Linked DNA regions of Homo sapiens: all the other regions are linked to region 1. Evidence: chromatin loops called from intact Hi-C (ENCODE). Cell type or tissue: Caco-2. All regions are shown on one strand. Links, peaks and the distances in the headings refer to the core of each region. The heading gives the core; the rest is flanking DNA.

The links. Peaks named below come from ENCODE experiments on the same cell type or tissue, not always from the same donor. Only the 100,000 strongest peaks of a DNase experiment are listed, where the experiment ranks them.
Region 2: it touches region 1 in a loop (5-fold over the local background); 2 of 110 quality-filtered maps call a loop at or near these places.
Region 3: a loop joins it to region 1, with 3 times the contacts of the local background. A loop is called at or near these places in 2 of 110 quality-filtered maps.

Annotation. Positions count from the first base shown.
Region 1 is chrX:64,973,010-64,978,723 of GRCh38, forward strand. ZC4H2 (zinc finger C4H2-type containing) reads right to left here and starts at 3,441. Exons shown (of 5, transcript NM_018684.4): 1 at 3,316-3,441. The coding sequence starts at 3,368. RefSeq lists an enhancer at 2,961-3,504. In Caco-2, for the core only: no CTCF peak of the experiment used is centred there; a DNase peak (open chromatin) is centred at 3,502; H3K4me3 peaks cover 1,851 bases.
Region 2 is chrX:64,915,781-64,921,494 of GRCh38, forward strand. It overlaps ZC4H2 (zinc finger C4H2-type containing), which reads right to left. Exons shown (of 5, transcript NM_018684.4): 3 at 4,301-4,473; 4 at 3,262-3,424; 5 at 27-2,116. The coding sequence ends at 2,003. Among named protein-coding and RNA genes, the nearest start is that of ZC4H2, 58 kb to the right of the region's middle. In Caco-2, for the core only: no CTCF peak of the experiment used is centred there; no DNase peak of the experiment used is centred there.
Region 3 is chrX:65,194,435-65,200,148 of GRCh38, forward strand. All of the region lies in intron 2 of ZC3H12B (zinc finger CCCH-type containing 12B), which reads left to right. Among named protein-coding and RNA genes, the nearest start is that of ZC3H12B, 160 kb to the left of the region's middle. RefSeq lists an enhancer at 1,982-2,482. In Caco-2, for the core only: a CTCF peak has its summit at 2,770 (motif pointing left); DNase peaks (open chromatin) are centred at 1,387 and 2,717; H3K4me3 peaks cover 1,091 bases.

The DNA.
Region 1 (5,714 bases), core at 488-5,487:
TGGTAGATTGACTATTTTTCATTATGTAATATCCATCTCTAGGAATTTTCTTTGCTCTGAAGTCTGTTTTATTTGATATTAAGATGGCCATTCCTGCTTTATTTTGATTAATGTTTGCAAGGTATTTAGACTATTTGTTGTGAACATAATTATTGATACATGAAGGCTAAGTCTGCCTTTTTATTTTTTTTTCTGTTCATTCTCCGTAATTTTAGTTTCTCCATTTTCTTTGCCCTGCCTGCCTGTGGGTGACTGGAGCATTTTTTAAAAATTCATATTGATTTATTTATAATGTTTTGAGTACATTTCTTTGTATAGCATTTTCAGTGTTTTCTCTCAGTAATATATTATGTATACATAATTTATTTAATAGTCTTCTGACATTACCACTTTACATGCTTGAATGAAGTGTAGAAGCATGTCCTCCCCTTTACATCTCTTTACATTTACAATCCCCTTTACATTCCCCAGTTTACAATATAAATGTGTTAAATATTTCCTCTACATATGCTGAGACCACACTAGATAACAGTATAAATTTAGCTTCAATTATCAAAATACAAGAAATTTCAAGAGGAAAGAGAAAGTCTACTGCATTAACCATGCTTTTGCTTACTGTTTATTGTTTCTTTTCTGTTTTCAGAGCTTACTATCATCTTTTTTTAGGGTATATCTAAATTCCTTAGTATTTCTTCATTGGAGAATGTCTTGATTACCCATTCAATACTGAAGGATATTATTATTGGACATAGATTTATGGGTTGTCACTTCTTTTCCTTCAGCACTTACAAAATGCTAGGGCATCGTCAGTTTCTGATGATAAATCTGTCATTCTAATTTTTTTTTTCCTTTGTAGCTTTTGTTTCTCTTCAGCTGTTTTGAAGAAGTTTCCTTTTTCTTTCATTTTCAGAAGGTTGATTACAATGTGTTTTGGAGTGTGTTTCTTTGTGTCAATTATGTTGGTGTTTGCTCCTCTTCTTGAATCTAAATGTTTATGTCTTTTGCACAATTTGGGAAGATTTTAGTCATTATTTTTCCCAATACTTTTCCAATCCTGCCCTCTTTCTCCTGGGAATTTGTTGGCATAAATGTTAAAGCTTTTGTTATAGTGCCACAGTGATTTCTATTGTTTTATATTTGTAAGCTATTTTTTCCCTCTCTCTTCTCCACCTTACTGTTGAACCTATCCATTGAGTTTTTTGGGGTTTTTATGTTACTGTATTTTTCAGTTCTAAAAATGTCACTTTGTTCTTCTTTATGTTTTATATTTCTTTGTTGAGACTTTCTATTCATTTTCTGAGATTTTCTACATTATCATTTGTTTCAAGTGTATTGTAACTGCTCACTGAAATGTTTTTAGGACAGGTGCTTTAAGATCCTTATCAGATAATTCTAACATGGGTGTTATCTCAGTATTGGCATCTGTTTATTTTCTCTTCTCATTCAAGTGGATATCTTAGTATGGAAAGTGATTTTTGATTAAAAGTTGGATACTCTGGATCTTATTTAAATCTTTTGTTTTAGCAGTCCTCTACCACTCTCTTGGATGGAAGAGGGACAGTAGAAGTCCAGTTTCTCCACTGTCTCTTGACATCCAGTTTGGAGAAGGGCTGTTTGTTACTGCTGTTTAGAGGTGAAAGTTTGGCCTTCTCTCTGGGCCTATGCTGATTCCATCCTAGCTGGTTGAGGTAGAAACTCCTAGTTACCACTGGTAAGGGTAGAAGTCATGGTTCTCCATATGGTCTTCACTGGGAGAGGTCTATTTTCACTGGGGATTAAAGTCCTTGCTCACAACTGGTCCTTCTCTGGGCATGGGGTGGTGGTTCCTTTGAAGCTTGGTGAGAGTGGAAGTCTAGGCTCTCCATTTGCAAGCCTAAGCTTCTGACTAGCTGCATCGTTATGACAGCTGGCATTCTACTGTACTAAGGTGTCTCACTTTCTAGCTAGCTTCTGATGCTTTTGCCAAAAAAAAAAAAAAAAAAAAAAAAAATTGCAACATATTCCCTTCTCCTTTCCAGACTTTACCTGGGACATAGTGGGAAAAGGAATACCTTTGCAGGCAGACCAACAAAATGTGGCAATTTCAAGCTGCGTGGCTGTGGGAAAATCACTCAAATTCTCTGGGCCTCTATTTCCCCAGCTGTAAAGGAGGAGTAGGAAGCTCACAGGACTCTTGCTGAATGAGCAAAAGTAGGTCAAAGGGCCTGGCACACAGGGGCGGGAAGGGACTCAATAAATGATAGTTCCCTTCCTTTACCTCTCCTGTAGAAAGAGAGATGCAACCCCTCAAGAAGAAGAAGAAACCAAGGTGCTTTACCTACCACCACTAATCACCATGTGTAGGTCTCATCCAGCACTCTAAGGGTTAAATCTCATGATCAAAGTCTTATTTCTTAAAGAAACACACTTGACATCTTCCACCTTGGGTTCTCAGAAAACACTCCAGGGAGAGAGCTTGACCCAGGCCACTCTCAGAGTGAGAGCAAAAGCCAAAGCAGGGGCTCACGCTGAGAAGGCGAGGTGAAGAAAGACCTTGTGCCAGCCCACACAGCCCGCCTGGCGCTATTGTGTTCTGAGCAAGGACAATATCATCGCTTTGCCAAAAGCTGCTCCAGGAGCAACCGTGTAGCGGACTCCACTTCGGCAACTCCCACTTTGCCAGCCCGCCTGTCACCTCCAGCTCCTCAGAGCAGCTGTCGCGATCCCACCATCAGCGCAGCGACCGCGTCCCCAGTCCCCATTGCTCCCATCCCCCTCCCAAGCGCGGGATAGGAAGGAAGAAAGTGGCGAGTGAGTGAAAGGAAAACGAGCGCGCGCCATTCTCCCAGCTCCGCCCGCTGAGATTCCTCTGCAACCCCCAGTTGGCAGCCCCTGGCAGCAGCCACCAGCCCCGATGCGCTAGACTTGGCTCTCAAAAGCCTTTCCCGAACTCCAGGTTCTGAAGTTGAACAAGAGACTGGAAAAAAATCCCGACTCCTAAAGAGCAAGGAGCCAAAGACACCTTGGGGCACACAAGTACTTTTAAAAAACGTGTCCATGAATGCAGAGCCCTGACCTCCACCTCGAGAAGAATAAAACTGTCTTGGTACCAAACCCGTGTTTCTTCATCTTTGCTTTCTCAGCCACATCTGGCAAGAGGTCTCTCTCTCTCTCAACTCTCCTCAGCGCCCCTCCCATCCTCACCTCTCCGGCAAGTCTGTGGTGAATGGGCCCCTTTCCAGCTCCTCTAGACAAACAGCCCAACAATAGATAATTAGCCCTCTCCCGCAACGAAGGGTTGGAGAGGGGCGGGGAGGGGGACAACGTGCCACTTACCTGATCTCTTTAATGCTTTCCAATTTGCACATGATTTCTTGCTCATCTGCCATACTTTTCACTGTCAATTTCACGTCCCGAGAGATGTACAAATACACCAGCCAAGGGATACAATAGACACAATGTAGCCACCTCCTCCGGGCTTGGGGCTATGAGCCTGTGCGGTAGGGGCTTGGAGAGGCCTGGGAGCTGTAGTCCGGAGCTTCAGGGCCAGCCAGGAAGCCCGGGGGCCTGTAGGACTACAACTCCCAGAAGGCCAAGCGAGACATGCCTGTTTCCCTTCCTGCAGCCGCACTTTAAATCAATTTGTTATAGATAATTATGTCAAAGGTTGTGAAGAGTGCAAAGGAATGGGGATATTCGTCTGGCCCGTGTGTGGGAAAATGGAGAAAAAAATATTCCTGAAGGCAATTGGAGAGATGAGAGACATACCCATTCGCTCCCTTCGGGGGCCCTCGCACCTACCCACCCGCAAAAGATTAGCGGTAGTCGCTAATTACGCCTTGGGGATGGAAAGAAACCCTGCAGGGAAAGTAGCTTTGGAGACGTTGAATGTGCTAGCTGCTGCCTGGGGACCAGTAACTTTGGCATTCAATTTAGGGTGGGGCGGGGGTGGGGAAGAGGAGGATGGGAGGAGGGAGATGCTGCAAAAGCTGGGGGAAAGGAGAGTGGGTAAGTACTTCCAGCTACTTACCCATTCAACAAACAATTACTTAAGCTCGGACTTTGCCAGTCAATGGAAGAAGTACTGTAGGAGTCACCGGGCAAGGCAGATAAATAAAAGCAAATCCTTGCCTTTGAGGAACAGAAGAGGCTGAAAATTTACCTATTAATTACAGTACAGTGTGGTGTCAAAATACAGGAATAGATAAGGTGTAACCTGTGCAGAGAAGATGTAAATAGGTCTCAAGAGTGACTAAGAATTTGTCAGACCATAGAGGAGAATGGGCTCTCCAGGTGAGGATACAATAGAGAGAGAAAGGAAAGGATGAGTGGTTCAGAGTGCCTGAAATATAGGTTTCTTATATGAGGTGTAGAGGTGGAAAAAAGAAATGGGAGATGTAGTATTTAGAAAAGGCAGGTAGGAACCAGACTATGAAATACGTTAAATGTCAGACTAAAGGGTTTGGACTTAATCCTGTAGGCAGACATTTATCTAATAAACTTTTAAATTAATTAATTTATTTATTTATGAGACAGTCTCACTCTGTCGCCCAAGCTGGCGTGTAATGGCACAGATCTCGGCCCACTGCAACCTCCTTCTCCTGGGTTCAAGCAATTCTACTGCCTCAGCCTCCCGAGTAACTGGGATTACAGGCGCCCACCCACCATGCCCGGCTAATTTTTGTATTTCTTAGTAGAGATGGAGTTTCATCATGTTGGCCAGACTGGTCTTGAACTCCTGAGCTCAAGCAATCCACCCGCCTCAGCCTCCCAAAAGTGCTGGGATTACAGGCATGAGCCACTGCGCCTGGCCCTAATAAACATTTTTTAAGTGCTTATTCTGCACCAAGTAATGTTTAATTATTTTATGTTTCAAAGCACGGTAGTGATAAGGATGGAGGAATATTTTAGAGAGGGACTCTGGAAGCAAAGTGGAGAATGATTAGAGGACATGAGACCAGGTAAGAGGCAGTTACTCAGCGTGCACAAACAGGCCTAGAGAGCTGGACGTTGGGCAAAAGGAAGATGGTGACTCACTCCCAACTAAAAGTGAGTCAGAACTCTCTCTGAGTTTGTGCTTTCTTTTATTGAGCTTCAGTTTCCTCATCTGAAAAATGTACCTAGTGAGCCCACCTCAGAGGCTTGTTGGGAGGCCTCTATGAGATCATTCCCATGATCATGCTGAATACAGGGCTTGGTATTTTGTAGGAGCTTGAGAAGTTTGTGGAACATGAATCTCATGTCATTCTGGATGTCCACAGTGATTTTAAGCATTCTCCAGGGAAGAAATTAAAGCCCTTCTCTTCTTTGGATCCAAGATGTAATAACTTTCTTAACCATAAAATTCTCCCTGGTGTCTACATTTTCCTATTGTCTTGAAGGTTGCTATCTTGTACAGCCACTAGTTGGTATTTAAAGAACATTGAGTTGGTTAGTCACAAAGCCTGTGGATCCAGAGCCAAGAACTGGCCCCAGCTCTGTCCCGTAAGGGGAGGAGGTAAGCAACAAGCCTGCGTTAAGTGCCTGACATGTACTGGCTACTGTGCTGAGTCTGATATGTACAATCTATCATTTCATCCTCACAACCACTATGAAGGGGGCAAGTAGATTCATCCCCTTTTAGAAGGAAGAAAACTGACTCAGATAGGGAAAGTTGTTTTGCCATGTCCACACAATAAGTTATAAAGCTAGAGCCTGTGCCCAGTTTGGACCAAGTTACTTGCAGATTAATGAAG
Region 2 (5,714 bases), core at 383-5,382, 57 kb before region 1:
TGAAATAAGTGCTAATATTTTCCCCATTTTCCAGATGAGGACACTGAGGCACAGAGAGGTTTTATTTAGCTGTTGAATTCCCTGACAAGCACAGAGACAGATTAGTGTACAGGATATTATTTAGAGAGCCCTTGGCCTTTATATCCCTGAATCAGTCATTTGACACCCAGTTCTTGATTTCAGTTCCAAAGTTATTTCAACCACTCTCATCATCAAGCCATTCTGAAAGGGAGAAAGGTTTTCTTAAAAATGATCATGGAGAAGAAGTAGAAAAAAATGAGCTCTGGAGTTGGACAAAGCTGGCTCCAAATCCTGCAATTTCCTCTTACTAGCTGTTTAACTCTGAAAAAGCTTTTAAGTTTTTGGAGGTTCAGTATCCCTTTTTTTTTAAAATGGTGATAAGAATACTTAGCTTGTAAGGTATTTTGGAAGTCAAATACAATCATTTATATTAAGCAACTTGCATAGGTACCTGGCACAGAGTAGGTGCTAAATAAATGGAAATTATTGTGATAATTAGGTAAATTATTGTCCTTGGTGCCTGGCTTTCTCATTTGTAAGGTGGAATGAATAAGAGCAAACAAGAGCTACCCAGAAAGGTAAATGACATTACATCTTTTGTATTATCCAATACACAGTAGATACTCAGAATTTACTCCAATGAATGCATGTTAAAAGGATTTGTACAGACACAACACTCTTACTTTCAAAGAGCAGAGGAACATTTTATATAGTGAACACATACACACTGTGGCAATGTAAAACTACTTAAGGAAGGAAAAATATCCCCCTCCCCAGCCAGGTACTGAGACCTGGGGCTAAAATTTTTTGTCAGTCAGCCCCCATCCCCATCCCTTATCTTCGAGTGACCTTACCAGGAAACCTGGCTTTGGTGGAAAGGAGAGCTGTGGGGCTTGGGGAGCCTGATGCCTTTTCTTTTGGGAGGAAAGGCCACCTGCACAATCCACAGGACAGGAGTGGCCAGCAGCTATCCTGAGCTGAGGCTCCAGAAGAGTTCAGATCCAAGAGAGCAAGGGATGAATGGAAGGAAAGTCCCACCCACCTTCATGTGTAAAGTGATTGGCATTTACTCAAATCTAAATCTACTCCTCTCCTCCCTGCAATATACCATTGAGCATGTGCCAGAGTAATGGTTCTGAACAAAAGCCAACACAGATGTCAGCCTGGGGGCACTCTCAGCCTAAGGAAGCCCCTACAGCCGAGCCCTCAGCCCTAATGACTTAGGCAGTAGGTTAGGCAGGAGATGTAGAGTTGGTCTGGCTCACTGATTTCACTGTGGAAATCTTCTACTAGAATTTGCAAAGACTAGATATTGGGGAAAGGTTCATTGATCTTAAGATCCCAAGACACACAGCCTAGTACCTAAGAATTTTAGTATATGTGGGAGACAGAAGTGGAGAAAGCTAAAGAATTACAGCCATGCCTCCCAAATGATTATGAAAAGGAGGGCTTGTCCAAGCTACCTCTGGGCCTTAAGGATGAGATGAGGGTAGGAGTAGGGGGATACATGCACCCAGCCTGTTGGAGAATCCAACATGAAGACTATTGTCCCTTGAGAACCTAAGGCAAAAGTACAAGGAGGGGAAATACTGGGTCCTTTACCTGAAACAAGATATGGGCCTCCCCTGCCCCTCAGACCCTACAGCTCCTTAGGCTCCAGGCCTCAGGCACAAGAGATAGAGAATCATATCTGAGCCTTTTGCCCTTCCCTTAGCTCCAAACAAGGGCAGGGGTTGAAATGTGAGTGGGAGAGAAGGGATCATCAGACACACTGTTTAGCACCTGAACCACATCTCTTCCTAAACCAGAAATCCCAAGAGCAGAAAGAAATAGGAGCAAAGTGAGAGAGGGGTTGTGCTTCCATCACATTAAATAGGAGACTTCGTGGGGTTGGGCAAGGGTTGTTTCACATCAGGACATCAATGACTCTGGTCAAGGTGAGGGGTTATAATTAGCAAAGCTTCATGTGCTCTCCCTTTCTTTATTCATCCTGCTTCCGTTTCGGCTTTTTGGGGTTCCGGGACCGACTCTTGGCCTTGCAAAGAGGGCATATAGGTGCATTCCGGTGAATTTGCTGGTGACATGACAAGCAGGCCTGGTGAGGGACACAGGAAAAAGAAAGTTAGTAGTCAGATTCTTCCAGGCAACAACTTAGACTTCTGATTCCCCAGGGGCCCAGAAAGCAAAGTGATTTCCCATCAGAAGAGAGCAATAATCAGTGAGTAGACTCAAGTATTCTTGGATGCCATGGAAGATGGGAAGGAAGGACATAACCCAGTTCAGAGAATGGTGTTGAGAAAAAGTATACAAAACTAGAAAGTAAGGCAAAATGAGAACTACACATCTTTTCGTCATTATAATGAAGCATTGTCTAACAGGCCCACTTAAGGACTATTTAATTTTCTAGAACAGGGGTCAACAAACATTTTCTGTAAAGGCCAGGACAGCAAATACTTTAGACTTTTTACATCATATAAACTTGCTGCAACTACTCAATTCTGTTTTGCATGAAAGAAGTGATAGACAATAGCTTGCATGCATGTTGTTTGCAATAGCTTGCAAACACAGACATGCATGTGGGCCAATAAAACTTTAACGAAAACAGGGAACAGATTAGATTTGACCTGTAGGCTGTAATTTGATGACCCCTGCTCTAGAAGAATGTCTCTTTGTTTGACTATTTACCAATTGATTAGGACCCAGGCTCTGTGATGTTACACTGATAAGCTGCAAATGGCTTTTGCCCAGTAGAGATGCAAATTACTTCTGTTTGGAAGAAAAAGTAACTATAAAGTTACAGTTTTATTGTCCTGTGGGATGTAAACCAGTTTTGCATCTAACTTTGCAAATTTGTTTCAGCCTTCCTCTCCTTTCTTGACTATATAGATATTTGTTCCAAATGCTCCTGGAACCAGCTTTATAATCCTGCTGGTTCCCTCATTTATGATACATGCTCATTACATCTTTGTGTAAGAGTCATTTCTAACTTTTAGAATTGCACTCTAGCAGGGCCTGAAAATCTCCCTGCATTCTAACACCTCTGGGAACATGGGGCAACAAAACCTGTGCTGTGTGTGTCCAACACAGCACACCCATGTCACCCCTTCCACTGTGTCACAAGCAAAGGCCATTAAAAGAAGGCCCAGCATAAATAAAGCCAAAGACCCAGAACTAGCCTTCCACGGCCCTTCCATGGGAGGATACTTTGCTTCCTCCACAACCATTACCCAGCTCACTTACCTTCATAGGTGGGGGCTGCTGCCTGAAGGTGGCCGTCTGCCGAGTATCCTGCTTCCTAGCCACTTGGAGCTGTTGGGCGGCAGCGGCTGCAGCGGCCAGGGACTCAGGGATGGGGGGCTCCTGAGGTTCTGTCTGCCATTCTGCTTTCTGCTTCTCAAAGTAACTTTGGAGATGAGAGACACTGGCTAGATCATTCTGAAAGCAATGAGAACCTTGCTCCTCTTAAAGACTCCATGCCATACAACCAAGGGTTGAGCTGTGGCTCATTCTAGAAGGTCCCCACACCTTCCCAAGCACAAGGCTATTGTCCCTGGGTACTAGGCCCAATGTCTGATGAGAAGGGTAATCCTCTTTGTCCTTAGCTCTGATAGGCCAAGAAGACCAAGAAATCTTAGGGCTAGCAAGATCCTTAAAGGGTATTCAGTCCTATCTGCTATCTCATGCTCTTTTGAGTATTCCTATTAAGTGTCCTAAGGCCTCTGGTGACATATCTCTAAGAGTAGGAAGCTCACAAACTCCACAGACACCTTGCTCTACCTTTAGGAAATGATTTCCTCTACCAGGTCAAATTCTGTCTCTCTGCAAGGCAAGCCTAGTTCTTAACTCTGAGCCAGGAGATGAAGTAAGTCCCAGGCCACTTCCTGAAGACCAGGAAAGCTCAGTCTTTTTTGTTTTTAGAGGTTTCTAGATATCGCCTTCTAGACCCTGACTTGGGAAATGATCTCTTAAGAGTTATAGACATAGTCTTGTATTGTCAATATCACACAAAGAATTTAAAAAGCCACCTAGTAGTTGTTCTAATTCATCTAGTAATTCATCCAGTTTAATAATCCTCCTTCTGTTTTAACAAGCTGGCACAGAGACTTGCCCAAGATCACACAGTGAGTAAGCCACTGAAAGGCCTGGGACTAAAACTAGGCACTCTGACTTTCAGGCTAGGCTTTGTGTATGTATACCTGCCCGTGTGTGTGTAGGTATGTAAGTATGTATGTGGGTCGGAGGGAGGGTATGTTGTAGGGACTGGGGGCAGGTAGCTTACTCCAAGGAAAGCTTCTCCTCTTCTTCACACAAGTCAGGGAGCCTCTGCAGGCCCAGAGTCATGCGCAGGGCATCCACATGTTCTTTCAGTGGCTTATACTCATCATGCAGCCTCCTTGTAGACTCTAGCAGCTTGTTTAGGTCATTCTCAGATTGTTTGATAGTGTTTTCCATCTGGAACATAGAGTGGGATAGGCACAGAGAAAAGATCCTAAGGTTCTCAGAGAGGATCTATAGCTGAGTGAATAATAGCACAAGCTCCAGAACTTGTTCAGTCTATATTCAAGTCCTTGATCTCCCATGCCCTCTCCATGTAACTCTGGTCAAGTCTCAGTTTCTTCATCGGTATAATGGTGATATTCTAGTGCTTAACTCATGCAATCTTGGTGAAGATGTAATGATAGGATTCATATAAAGCACTCAGTAAATGGGCTAAATTAATATTTACTGCTAAATAAATGGTATTGTTCAAATATAGTATCTTAGAGCTGGAATGTCCTTCAGAGCTCATTTAGTCCACCTTACTCCCATTTTATAGAAAACTGAGGCTCAAAGAGAAAAAGGGACTTTCCTGGGGAAATACTTCTTAGTATCAAATCCTGCATAAAGACTTAGGGCTTCCGCCTCCCAGGCCAGCAGTCTTTTCTCCTAGATCAGTGATTCTCAAAATGTGGCCAAGGGATCAGCAGCATCAGCATCACCTGGGAACTCAGAAATGCATATTCTTAGGTTCACCTCAGACATACAAAATCAGAAAATCAGGGGTGGAGTCTAGCAATATGTGTCTTAGGCTCTCAAAGTGGCTTTGATGCATGCTCAAGTTTGAGATCCACTGGCTTATATTCTTAGCCCTTCTGGCAAATATCTTCCTCATTTAACTGGCCCTGTATCATTGGTTAGCTGGCAGCCAAACTGTCAACACTTTATGAGATCTAGAATTCTGCGATCTCTAACACAGAAAATCCCAATTGCTTACTGTCCAAACCTCATTCATATTTCCTTTATGATCCTAGGTCTGACAACATCAGAAAATGAGTATTGCCACAGAAATGAGTTTTCCAGAAATATAAACTTAGTTCCTTTGAAAGTAAATTTTAAAAATATATTCTTCATGGTTATGGGTGATAAGGGTTTGAAAAGACCTTACTGGTCAGCACTGCCAACCTCCTTCCTTGTGAAGGAATCATCAGTACAGTAGCTCATACAAGTGTCCATTAAGATGCTGCTTGAATAATTCCAAAGAGGGGAGCTTACCACCTTAGCAGACAGTTCATATTCTGTGTTCCAAGAGTTTCCAAAGGATATATCAATGAGGAAGCTCCACTTTGGTAGCAGGCAGAAATGATTTGTTTGGTCTGACTGAAAGCTTGGAGTGCTTTAAACTACATTCCAGAGGCAGCTGCCTGCTCTGCTTT
Region 3 (5,714 bases), core at 383-5,382, 220 kb after region 1:
CTGATCATTCAGGGAAATATTTTGCTTAATTTCTGTGTCTGCATAGTTTCCAAACTCTTCTAGTAATTGATTTCTAGTTTTATTCCTTTGTGGTCACATAAGATAGTTGATGTAATTTTAAATTTTGTGAATGTTTTAAGACTTGGTTTTGACCTAATATATGGTCTATCCTTAAGAATTATCCATGTGCTGAGGACAATCATGTCTATTCTGCAGCCTTTGAATGAAATGTTCTGTAAATATTTGTTAGGTCTTTTTAGTCGATAGTGCAGATTAACTACAATGTTCGTTGATTTTCTGTCTGAATGATCTGTCCAGTGCTGAACTTCGGTTGTTGAAGTCTCCAGTTATTATTGTATTGTTGCCTGTCACTTTAGCCCTAATAATTTATTGCTTTATATATCTGGGTACTCCAGTGTTGGATGCATATATATTTAAAATTGTGATATCTTCTTCCTCAACGAATCCTTCATCATTATATAGTGACCGTCTTTATCTTTTTTGTAGTTTTTGTCTTGAAATTTATTTTATCTTCAATAATTGTAGCTACTCTTGCTCTTTTTTTGTTTCTATTTGTATGGAATATCTTTTTCCTTTATTTTCAGTCTAGTGTGCCTTTAAAGATGCAGTGTATTTGTTGTAGTGAACAGATCATTGGGTCTTTTTTTTTTTAATGCATTCAGCCACTCTGTCTTTTTAATGGAGAGTTTAATCAAGTTCCATTTGATGTTATTATTGATGAGTAAGGGTTTACTTCTGCTATTTTGTTATTTGTTTTCTGGTTGATTTGTGGTCTTCTTTCTTTTCTTTCTTCCTACCTGTCTCCTTTTCAGTGGAGGTGATTTTCTGTGGTGTTATGCTTTAATTTCTTACTTTTTACATTTTGCATATCTTTGTGGGTTTTTTGATTTGAGGTAACCATGAAGCTTGCAAATACCTGTAACCCATTATTTTAAATTGATGACAAATTGGCACTGATTGTATAAACCAACAAACAAGCGAAGAGAACACTAATAAAAACTCTACACTTTAACTTCATACCCTGCTTTTTAACTTTTTGTTGTTTCTATGTATATCTTATTGTACTATCTATGTATATCTTATTGTACTATCTATGTCTTGAAAAGATATTGTATTTTGTTAGGATTCCATCAGGCTGGTGGAAAAAATATTAAAGATAGTTATAGTAATAGTCAAAAGCTCTCTTGGAATGCCTGAGAGTTTGCATAGCTTCAGATTGCTTGGCTGAAAGCAGCCAGGGTCTGTTTGCAGGAGCCAGAAAGATTAGGTTGCAAGTACAAAGGAATGTGGGAAGTCTACCTTACTAACATGTTTACTTATATGGGCTTAAGACTAACACCTTTGTCCTACTGAGTTACTTTACTGCCTCCTACTCAGGGAGTTGGCAGAAGTTTATTGCCCCCAAATGCTGTTTGCTTTAGGCCTGGAACCTGGCCTTTAATCTTTACTCTCTAGTGGTGTTTACTCACAACTTTTGTTAATTAGTCTTACTGAATAAATGCAAGCCTCACTTTTTGATGAGGGCCAAGTCGAACTGTTTACAGAACTCAGCTTGGAGCCTGTAAGTGGCTCAGACCCTCAGCTAGACTGGCAGAGCAGAATATCTGTGTGTCAGCGGACTTTACTCATCCGTCGCTGAATCAAGGGCCTGCAGGAACAGCCCCTTCCCCCCACCCCCCGCAGCTAGTGCCCCCTCGAAAGGTGCGCTGCCTCAGCTGGTGCCCCATGTGAGGACAGCCAGGGGTCTGCAGAAACAGTCCCCCTGCAGTTGGAGCCCCTCGTGAGGCAAGCTGGGAAGGAAGTGTGAGGACCGCCCTCATGAGGAAAGCTATGAAGGAAGCGTGAAGGAAATGCGACTCCCCAAAAAATGAGGGTGAAAAAAGGAACTGCGGGGTCAAGTCAGTGAGTAATCAGTAAGTCATTGGTGCCCACTCGAGGTTACCAAATTCCGGGGGGGATTTTGGGTCAAGCTGAGGTTTTATCATGGGACAACAGTTATTAGCGCAACAGAAACAGTATATAAAAGTGTTGAAGCAGTTGCTTAAGGCTAGCAGAGCATCAGTTTCACAGGCTCAATTATAATGCCAGCTGTTGTAACCCAAAGCCCATGGTTCCCAGAAGAAGGACCACCAGACGTAGAACTCTGGGACCAATGGGGAGAAATCTTAAACAACATCAGGCACAAAGGCAACAGGTCCCAGTAACAGCTTTAATGTTATGGGCTTTAATTGGAGCAGCCCTAGCTCCGTTACACACACAAGAGCCTAAAAAGGGAGATGAGGAGAAAATGTCACCTGCCATATCACCTCCTCTTCCCTCAGCCCTAATATCACCAGGCCAAAATAACAAAGAGGAAACGGAGGTTTTACCGGAGCCTCCTCCTCCAATAGACAGGAAAAAAGACAGAGGATATGCTACAACTATCAGTCCCTGTCTTAAGCAGGCTGAATTAAAAGGATAGCTCTTAGCCTGCCCAGTAATGCAAGAATGGCAAAGCGATCAGGTACCTAAAGGGTTAAGAAAAGGCATTAGAAGCCAAAGCCAAGGCAGAGCAAGCAGTAAGTAAAAAAGAAAGGCTTGGCAGCAGGGAATTTCACAGAAATGGAGCCAGCAAGTGCCCCCAGGAACTCCACCCACAGGGCAGCAGCTGCAACAAAGAGCCTACTGGGGAAAGGCAAAAGGCGCGAGACAAAGTCCACCCCAGCAGAGGCGTGCACTACAGCGTCCGCCCTGGCCGGCAACAGCCACCTGGCGGCTGGGGGAGGGAGCCAGCACAGGCAAAAAATGGCACAGGAAAAAAGCTGCGCCTTTACAAACCTAAAGCAGCCGCCGCCCAGGGACCCGCCTGCTCAGCTCTCTAGCTCTGCAGGCAACCCAAGGCAAAATCTCCTGTGCTCCTTGTTTACAAGCGACATCCCAGATTATAAATATCTGCTAAAATTTAAGTAAAATGTAAGAATTTGAAAGACCTCTTTCTAATAATGGCCACTGTTGTTATCTGTCTCCAAATTCAATTTAAGTAAAACAACCTCTAAAGGGAGAGACATTACAAAAGGCCAATGAGTTAATTAAGGACTAATTAAAAGCAAACTTTGCTCCCCAGTGAGAAAAGTTTCCTAATTACAGGGTTATTCATTTTATGGGTGATATTCTACTAACAGCCCTTGGAATTTACCTATTTATGTCATTCCCCAAAAGTCTAGTAAATGTTTTACCTACAAAAATAGTTTACTCTCCCATACCTAATGTGTTAACACTGTTTACTGATGGGTCTGGTAAACATGGAAAAGCCGCAGTCTGGTGGAGACCACACAATTCAATCACTCGATCTAGGTTTACTAGCACTCAGAGAGCTGAAACTGGGGCTCTGATTCTGGTCTTGGGAACTTTTTCCACTCAGCCCATAAATATGGCTAGTGACTCTGCATATTCTGTTTATTTACTACAAAACCTTGAGACAGCACTGATTTAGTCCAGTCTGGAGCCAGCCCTGTTCACTCTTTTTCTCCAACTTCAGCAATTGCTAGATCAACGTACACATCCGTTTTTATTACACACATTCGATCCCGCAGCTCTCTGCCTGGACATTGGCTTATGGCAATGATTAAGCCGACCTTCAGGTTATGACATCACTGCTAGACCAAGCCACCCAATCGCATCAATTTTTCCACCAAAATTGGAGAAACTTATCTAAATAATTTCAACTTACCAAGAGGCTGGCAAAACAAATTATCCTACGATGCCCAGATTGCCAGCTCACATTATTATTTTTTATTGGATTATCTGACTTCCGACTCAAGACATGAATAGTTTACACATTATATTTACAGTTTTATAGCATTCTGTGTTTTTCTGTGTACTTACTATTATCAACAAGTTTTTGTACCTTCAGATGATATCTTTATTGCTGATTAACATCATTTTCCTTCAGATTGAAGAATTCCCTTTAATATTTCTTGTAGGATAGGTCCAGTGTTGATGAAATTCCTCAACGTTTTTGAGTGTGGGAAAGTCTCCATTTCTTCTTCTTGTTTGAAGAATATTTTTGGTGCATATACTATTCTGAGATAAAAGTTTTTTTCGACAGATTTTTAAATATATCATGCCACTGTCTCCTGGCCTTTAAGGTTTCTACTGAAAAGTCTGTTGCCAGATGTGCTTTTGGGATCCTTTCTTTATGTTTGACCTCCATGAGTTTGAAAATCAAATGTCTTGAGGTTGTCTTCTTTGGATTAAATTTGCTTGCTGTTCTATAACCTTCTGGAACTTGGATATTGATTTCTTTCTCTAGGTTTGGGAAGTTCTCTGTTATTATCCCTTTTAATAAAGTTTCTACACCAATCTCTCTCTCTGCCTCCTCTTCAAGACCAATAACTTTGTTTTTTCTTTTTGAGACAGTTTCACTCTGTTGCCCACACTGGAGTGCGATGGCATGATCTCAGCTCACTACAAGATCAGCCATCCAGGTTCAAACGATTCTTATGCCTCAGCCTCCTGAGTATCTGAGATTACAAGCATGCATCGTCACCTCACCCAGATAATTTTTGTATTTTTAGTAGAGATGCGGTTTGGCCATGTTGACCAGGCTGGTCTCAAACTTTTGGCCTCATGTCATCTGCCCACGTTGGCCCCCCAAAGATAAGACCAATAACTTTTAGATTTGCCCTTAAAAGGCTATTTTCTAGATCTCGTAGGCATACTTAATTGTTTTTTATTATTTTTTTTTCTTGTGTCTCCTCTGACTGTGTATTTTCAAGTAGACTGTCTTCAAGTTCAGTAATTCTTTCTTCTGCTTGATCAGTTCTGCTGTTAAGAGACTATGATGCATTCTTCAGTATTTCAACTGCATTTTTCTTCTACAGAATTTCTCTTTGATTCTTTTAAATATTTCAATCTCTTCATTAAATTTATCTGATAGAATTCTGAATTCCTTTTCTGTGTTATCTTGAATTTCATTGAGTTTCCTCAAGGCAGCTATTTATTTTTCTTCACTTTTATATTAAGTTCAGGGGTACATGAGCAGGATGTGCAGGTTTGTTACATAGGTAGACGTGTGCCATGCTGGTTTGCTGCACAGATCATCCCATCACCTAAGCATTAAGTCCATCATCCATTAGATATTCTTTCTGATGCTCTCCCTAACCCCACCTCCCCCAACAGGTCCCAGTCTGTGTTGTTCTCCACTATGTGTCCATGTGTTCTCATCATTCAGCTCCCACATATAAGTGGGAACATGCAGTGTCTGGTTTTCTGTAACTGCATTTGTTTGCTGATGATAATGGTTTCCAACTCCAACCATGTCTCCGCAAAAACATGATCTCATTTTTTTTTTTTTTTTGTAGCTGCAGTATACCATGGTGTATATGAACCACATTTGCTTTATCCAATCTATCATTGATGGACATTTAGGTTGATTCCATGTCTTTGCTATTGTGAATAGTGCTGCAATGAACATATGTGTGTGTATATCTTTATAATGGAGTGATTTATATTTCTCTGGGTATATACCCAGTAATGGCATTTCTGGGTTAAATTTCAAATGATATTTCTGCCTCTAGGTCTTCGAGGAATCACCACACTGCCTTCTACAATGGTTGAACTAATTTACACTCCCACCAATGGTGTAAAAGCATTACTTTCTCCACAACCTCTCTGGTATCTGTTATTTTTTGACTTTTTAATAGCCATTCTGA